Linked DNA regions of Mus musculus: region 2 is linked to region 1. Evidence: chromatin contacts called from ENCODE POLR2A ChIA-PET data. All regions are on one chromosome and are shown on one strand. The core of a region is the stretch at or near the end of the contact, and the rest is flanking DNA. Distances in the headings are between cores, read along the strand shown.

Region 1 (3,539 bases), core at 324-2,823:
TCCCCAGTTGAAAATCCTTAGACTAAGCTTCATAGGTCGTCTTGACCCTGTACTGTCAAGGGTTTGAAACCCAATCCAAAGAATGCTGGAATAGATTAGTATTGTCTGCCATGGATACCGGATAGGGCATTGAAGGGTACGGTGTCTGGCTTAGGCCACACAAACAGGTGATAAGGAATGCAGGGATACCAAAAGGGCTAGTCTACTACGCTGTTCCTGGAGGGGGCCGGCTGTCCAGAAGGATAGAGAAGATGTTTGCCGACATGTCTGGGGCATAGCAAGGCAAGCTGCTGCTGCCTGGTGCCAGGGCAGTGGCAACAGGTGTCAGGTGTCTTGGGGTTCAGGGAAGCTGTGGCTGCTGAGGCTGTGGTATGGCAGCGAAGGCACGGTGGAGGTAGAGCCCACGGGAACCTTGGCCGCGCTGTGTTAATAAGTGGTTCTGCTGTGGCCCAGACGTGCCTGCACAGTTTTGTTTGTTGTTTTACTCTCCAGCCTTGGGTTTAATTAGAGCTGTGTTTGCATACTTACCACTCTGGCTCTGCCTCTCCATTTGTTTCATTTTTGCAGCCTTGGCTATTAGGAGGCATGTCAGCCTCAGGAACCAGGTGAGAGCTGGTGTTGCTGCCCCGGGTACGTAGGGTGCAGGCGCATCCCAGGGCAGGCACGGGGGCCGTGTGTGGAAATCAGGCAGGCAGAGGCAACCCCGTGTGTGGACTGGGGGTGGGGAAGCTTTTGGCTTTCTCTGGAGCTCTTGTTGGTAAGAGTGAGTGAGTGTTGGTCTGGTCAGTGAGAGAATTTGGCTTGAGCTCAGTTATTCTCCCAATGCAGGTAGAAAAGAAGCTGTGCTTCTTGTTAGCTCTGAGCCAGGTCTGGCTCCCTCTCAGGGATGCTGGCATTTCAGTGAGCTCACACACAGGGTTTGTAGGGCGGGCAGCAGAGTTGGCTTGCATTGCAGGCTTGCCCTTTGCAATGTGCTAGCCAGCCTTCTCTCCATCCCATCTTTGCTTCTCTGGAAGCTGCCCTGGAAGTGGTTGGTAACTGAATGACCACTTTCCTCTGGGTGGTTGACTGACCTTGCTGGGTAAGCAGTGACAGCAAGCTTGGCGTGTGCCCTTCCCATCTAAGCATGGTCCCCTGGCTCACAGGTGAAGGGATGGGCTCAAGAGTGATAGCTGATTGTCATCTATTAGAACTGGGGGTTGGGGGGGTGTCTTGATTTTTCTGAACAAGGAGATCATGGCCACCGTTGCCCTCTTTTCTGACTAGTCCTTGAAGGAATTCTTGGTAGTCTAGCAGTTAGGTGGGGGCATGTGTACACGAGAGAGAAAGACCTCCCTTCACCTCTCGGTATCTGCTCATCTGGTTCCAGGTCTTGAGGAAAAGCCCCGACTCATCAGAGGCTGGGAGAGTATTTTAGGTTCTGAGTGGCAGCCTTGGAACTGGAGCAGTAGGAAGCCACAGATGTGATGACTCCACTTAAGCAGGAATGTGCTGGCCAGGAGGGCTAAGCCCTGCCAGCCTTCTCACAAAGGCCCCACTGTCTGCTGGGAAGTGTGGAGCCAGCCCTGTGCCTGATCGTGTGCCTCAGGAGACAGTGTGGCTTTCCTGAGGAGGGCCATGCTCAGTGTCTGTGTGACACAGGGCTAGCCTCATGCCTCCTGTGTCCTGTACACTGTAGACCATCTACACATGCAGACCATAGGTCCTGCTGGGCAGACTGCTGACTGGTACCTAGGAGTACCAGATGACAGGATGGGGGCCTTCTGACAGCGACACAGAAGTGATGTGCCCTGGGGTTTAGAAGCCCACAAAGCACTCTGTAGGCTACATTCGAGGGTCTGCTGGGCCTCTTAGCCTCAGCTGTAGGGAAAAGCCTTGTGAACAAGAGGGACTGTCTCTGGGAAGACAATGGAGTTTAGATTGGATAAAGCAGGACCCTTGCTCTTTCACTAGCTAATTGGCCCATCTATAGAGTCTTCATTTTTGTCTCTGCCTTTCAAGCTCCACCCAGCATGGCTAGGCTAGAGTTTCAGGAGTGGGTGTAGGGCAGTGCAGGCCTGTGTGCCAGGTACTAGAGGACGGGGCAGTAGAGGACTGAATACACAGCTTCCATGGACCTTTCCAACGCCTGGTCCTGACACTGCCTTCCAGTCTGTTCACTGGCTGCATGGTATTTCAGAGGGGCCTCAGCCCTGCAGAAGTGAGGCCTTGGGCTGATAGTAGCCTTTGTGGTGTTCTAGGAGAGCTCCAGGTCTCTCTTCCTCCCTCAGGCACTGTGGAGCTAGGAGCCTGCTCATGGCTGCCCCCTGGATGGCAGGTCTGCTGCTGGAGTGAGCTACTGTATAATCTTACCTGTTCTCGTGGTCTCACATCTAGGCTCTGCTCTCTAAAGACGAGCGGTGATATATAGGTCCTTTTTGTTGGCTTCTTTTCTTTTTTTTGTGCTGGAGATTGAACCCAGTAGATTACTTTCAAATAAAGTAATCTGCTGATCCATATCCCTAGCTCAATAGATTCTTTTTCACAACTCAGCTTTATGGTTTTCACCAAAACTCAACAGCTCCCACCTCGACTCATGCTTTGATCTGGGCCAGCAAAGCTACTTTGAGAGTAACTACTGGAAAGCTGACCTCATGATTTTGTGAGTCAGTGCACCCTTATCCAGCAGAGGTAAATTTGAGAAATCCATCTGTAGGGGCCAGAGGGCCAGGGTTTGAGTCCCTTGCATCCGCTTGGTAGCTCACAAATGTCCGTAACTCCAGTTCTAGGGGGTCCAGTGCCCTCTTTGGCTTTGGAGGACACCAGGCACATAGACATACACATACACAAAACTTGTCTTTTAAAAATCCACTGTAAAATCCAGTGGGCAGACCATGTTTGCCTGCTGTCGGCATTGCTGTACCAGTGTGTGTCCTGCCCTCCTAGGTTCTGGCAGAGACTGTGGTAGGGCTATGGCCTAGTCAGTGTACTAGGGCCAGACAGTGCTCTGTTCAGAGCAGAGAGCCGCTTTCCTTTCCCTATTGGCTTTCAGGAGTAAAGCTATCAGATGAGCAAAGATAATTTCCTGAAGTCAAAGTGAGCAGCCTGCATACATAAAGTTCCTGCAATCTTGATCTGGGTACCAACTCAGGGTTGACTCCCAAGGACCTAAGATGTTTTTGGTGTTCAGATAGTAGAGATTGGGAGTGGGGGTGGGGGTTATAGTCTGTTCATAGTCTTGTCTGTACACCTTCACCTGGTCCAGAAATACAGTAGTAGGTGTATTTCTGAAAGGTGAGGGAGTGCCACTGTGCTCCTATGGCCTGCTCTTCTTGGCAGCCTCCAGCATACCTCTTAGTAGACTGGCAAGATTGCTGGAGGCCCCAGCATTTTCAAGGCGGCGTCCCCAGCCTCATGCTTCTAACGGATGCTTCTGAGCTTATTGGGTGGGGTGGGGCAGCGGGGTGTGCATTTGTCATGGGTAGTGGGCACTCATGTGGTTTTGGATTTCCAGGCCAGAAACCTGTTGGAGATGCCTGTGCCAGGTGGGCTGCCATCGA
Region 2 (3,168 bases), core at 171-2,670, 63 kb before region 1:
ACTCCTCAGAAATAAAATAATCCCAGCACTCGGGAGGCAGTCGCAGAGGCAGGCAGATCTCTGTGAGTTTCCGGCCAGCCTGGTGTACAGAGCTGGTTCCAGCAGGACAGCCAGGACAGAGAGACTCTGTCTTGGAAAACAAGCAAACAAACAAACTAACTAACTAATGAGACTGGAGAGGCTCAGCAGTTACGAGTATGTGTCAGTCTTGCAGAAGACCTCAGTCAGGTTCCCAGCACCCCTGTGCTACAGAGCCCATGTGGAGGTCAGAGGACTACTTCCAGGATTCCATTTTCTTCTTCTACTCTGTGAGTGCTAAGCATTGATCATAGGTCATCAGGCTTGGTTGCAGTTGCTTTTATCCAGTGAGCCATCTCTCTGGCCCTGACCAGCTTTAAGGGTGAGTTGGTACTTGGAAGGCAGAGAGGCAGGTGAATCTCTAGGTTCTAGGCCAGCCTGGTGTACAGACTAAGTTCCAGGACAGTTCAAGTTCCAGGGATACCCAGGGAAACCATATCCTAAAAAAAACAAAAACAACGGCTGGAGAGATGGCTCAGTGGTTAGGAGCACTGACTGCTCTTCCAGAGGTCCTGAGTTCAATTCCCAGGAACCACATGGTGGCTTAGAGCCATCCGTAATGAGATCTGACGCCCTCTTCTGGTGCATCTGAAGACAGCTACAGTGTACCTAGATATAATAAATAAATAAATCTTTCTTTAAAAAAAAAAAAAAGAATGGGGCTGGGCGGTGGTGGCGCGCACCTTTAATCCCAGCACTCGGGAGGCAGAGGCAGGCAGATTTCTGAGTTTGAGGCCAGCCTGATCTACAGAGTGAGTTCCAGGACAGCCAGGGCTATACAGAGAAACCCTGTCTCGAAAAACCAAAAAAAAAAAAAAAAAAAAAAAAAAAAAAAAAGAAAACGAAAACCAAACAAAAAAGGATGAATTGGAGAGCTGGGTGTGGTGGCACATGTGACTCTCAGGCAGGAGGATCTCTGTGAGTTGGAGGTCAGCCTCATCTACATAGTAAATTAGCAAGTTCCAGGCTAAAGGGAGCTATACAGAAAACTCTTGTCTGAGGGGGGGGGGGGGGAGGGTTTCCCGGGGGGGGGGGGGAAGGGGGAGAATTGGAGTTAAACTGTTAAACTGAGGATGTTCAAAGGTGACAAGGTGACCCAGTAGGATCCTACAGAGCAGAGGCATGGAGGCAGGCAGGGCGAGTAGACAGGGACCCCGGCAATAAGGTGTACTCCAGGGCTTGACTTGGCTTAGCCGATGTTGGTGTGTGATAGTCGAGGACTCATGGCTGTGAACCCACCTGGGAATCAGAGAAGGTATGAGAAAGGTTCCTCCAGGGTGGAGTCCTGGTCCTGCCTGCCCTTGGCCCCAGAAAGCCTTTGCTTGCCTCTGCAACTTGTGACATTCCAGGATGTTCCCAGACATGTGGCTTTTGTACTCACAAGGCCTTGTGGTCAGCCTGAAAGCAGTGCTCTCTCATCTCAGAGTAAACACATTTGGGGGTTTTATTTTCCGCTCCCTCCTTGTTTATCACTCTGAGCATCTCCCTGACGCCCCCACCCCCACCCCAGCTGAGGCTCCGAAAGGAGGGCAAAGGCTCTTCCGCCAGCCAGGCCAGCCAGCGTGAGAGGCCAGGGTGGCCTTTTGTTAAGGACTTTCATCCTGGTCACGTGGACCAGAGCAGTAGTCCTTGGAGACAGCATTTTCTGGTCCTTCACGGGGCCAGCAACAAGCAAGGAAAGGAGCCAGCAAAGCTCTGCCCCCCCCCATCATAGTTGAATGGAAGATGATAAAGCCAGATAAACAGCATCTCTCTAGTCACATTCACTGATTCTTTTACTCCCGACCTCTGCCTGTAAGATAGAAGGAGCTTATCTTTTTCGTGGACAGGCAATGCTAACACAGAGAGGTACACTTACTGGTTTTAAGTCACACAGCAGCACACAGGGGCCCGCTGACAGGCTCTCTTTTCTCCTTCTCTGCCCTGAGATCTGAAGCATGGACCATCCAGGGCCATTGAGTTGATAAAAGCTGGAGAAAAGACTGAGACCTCAGAGAAGAGCAAACTTCTCCTGCCACCTTCACTCCAAAGTAACCAATGTAGAAATGATCGCAGTAAACAATACTGAGGACATAGTTTGTCCTAGGTGCTGCTTGGAGCACTGTTGGGGTAGGTGCCACCATTATCTTCACTGGATAGGAGAAGAAATGAGACACAAAAAAGGAAAGCTAAGGACACATAGGACACAGCCTGTGAGCATATGAATTAGGATTAGAGTGAGTAGCTTCCCAAGATATCTGTTGTATGAGACCGTCTCCAACTTGCCTAGAGCTCTTTTTTTTTTCCTTCTCTCTCCTCCCCACTTGCTCCAGCCCAAAGATTTAATTATTTACTATATGTAAGTACACTGTAGTTGTCTTCAGGCACCCCAGAAGAGGGCATCAGATCATGTGGTCATTGGGATTTGAACTCAGGACCTCTGGAAGAGCAGTCAGTGCTCTTAACCGCTGAGCCGTCTCTCCAACCCTAGCCTGGAGCTCTTACTCCTACTGCCTTGGCCTCCAGAGTGCCGGAATTACACAAGTGCATCACTGTGCCTGTTTAAAATGATTTGTTGTTGTTGTTGTTACATGTGCTCTACCACAATCCTCTAAGCACTGAAAAAGGGCAGTGACGGAGGGAGAAAGCAGCTCAGTTGGGAGAGTGCTCGTTGAGCATCCCCCAAGCCCCGAACTTGATCCTCAGCACAACCTATGATGTGGATCGGGGTGGAGGGGTAGGGCTGGTGGTCCCTGTCCATAATCCCAGCACTGAGACGGCAAAGGCAAGACAATCAGGAGTTCAAGGTCATCCTTAACTACATAGTGAACTATGGGCCAACCTGGGCTATATTTAAAGGAAAAAAAAAAAGTGGTTGTCTTGGCATTCAGGAGGCAGAAGCAAAAAGACCACAAGTTATTTTTCAAAACAAGTTATTTTCTCCAAAACAAGTTATTTTTCTTTCTTTTTTTAAATTTATTTTTGTATTAGGTATTTTCCTCGTTTACATTTTCAATGCTATCCTAAAAGTCCCCCATACCCACCCCCCCCAATCCCCTACCCACCCACTCCCCCTTTTTGGCCCTGGGATTCCCCTGTACTGAGGCATAT

Evidence for each region. ChIA-PET counts read pairs that join two places held with the same protein, here RNA polymerase II (POLR2A).
Region 2: POLR2A ChIA-PET joins it to region 1 with 16 read pairs in embryonic stem cell. The contact joins two enhancer-like sites. POLR2A ChIA-PET finds 5 or more read pairs at or near these places in 4 of 5 experiments (Patski and embryonic stem cell).

The regions. Positions count from the first base shown.
Region 1 is chr15:77,801,950-77,805,488 of GRCm38, reverse strand. All of the region lies in intron 3 of Myh9 (myosin, heavy polypeptide 9, non-muscle), which reads left to right. Among named protein-coding and RNA genes, the nearest start is that of Myh9, 38 kb to the left of the region's middle. Within about 2 kb of position 1,573, at least 3 of the 3 ENCODE cell types and tissues checked have a DNase peak (open chromatin) inside an H3K27ac peak, as active enhancers do.
Region 2 is chr15:77,865,229-77,868,396 of GRCm38, reverse strand. No RefSeq gene overlaps it. Among named protein-coding and RNA genes, the nearest start is that of Myh9, 25 kb to the right of the region's middle. Within about 2 kb of position 1,420, at least 1 of the 3 ENCODE cell types and tissues checked has a DNase peak (open chromatin) inside an H3K27ac peak, as active enhancers do.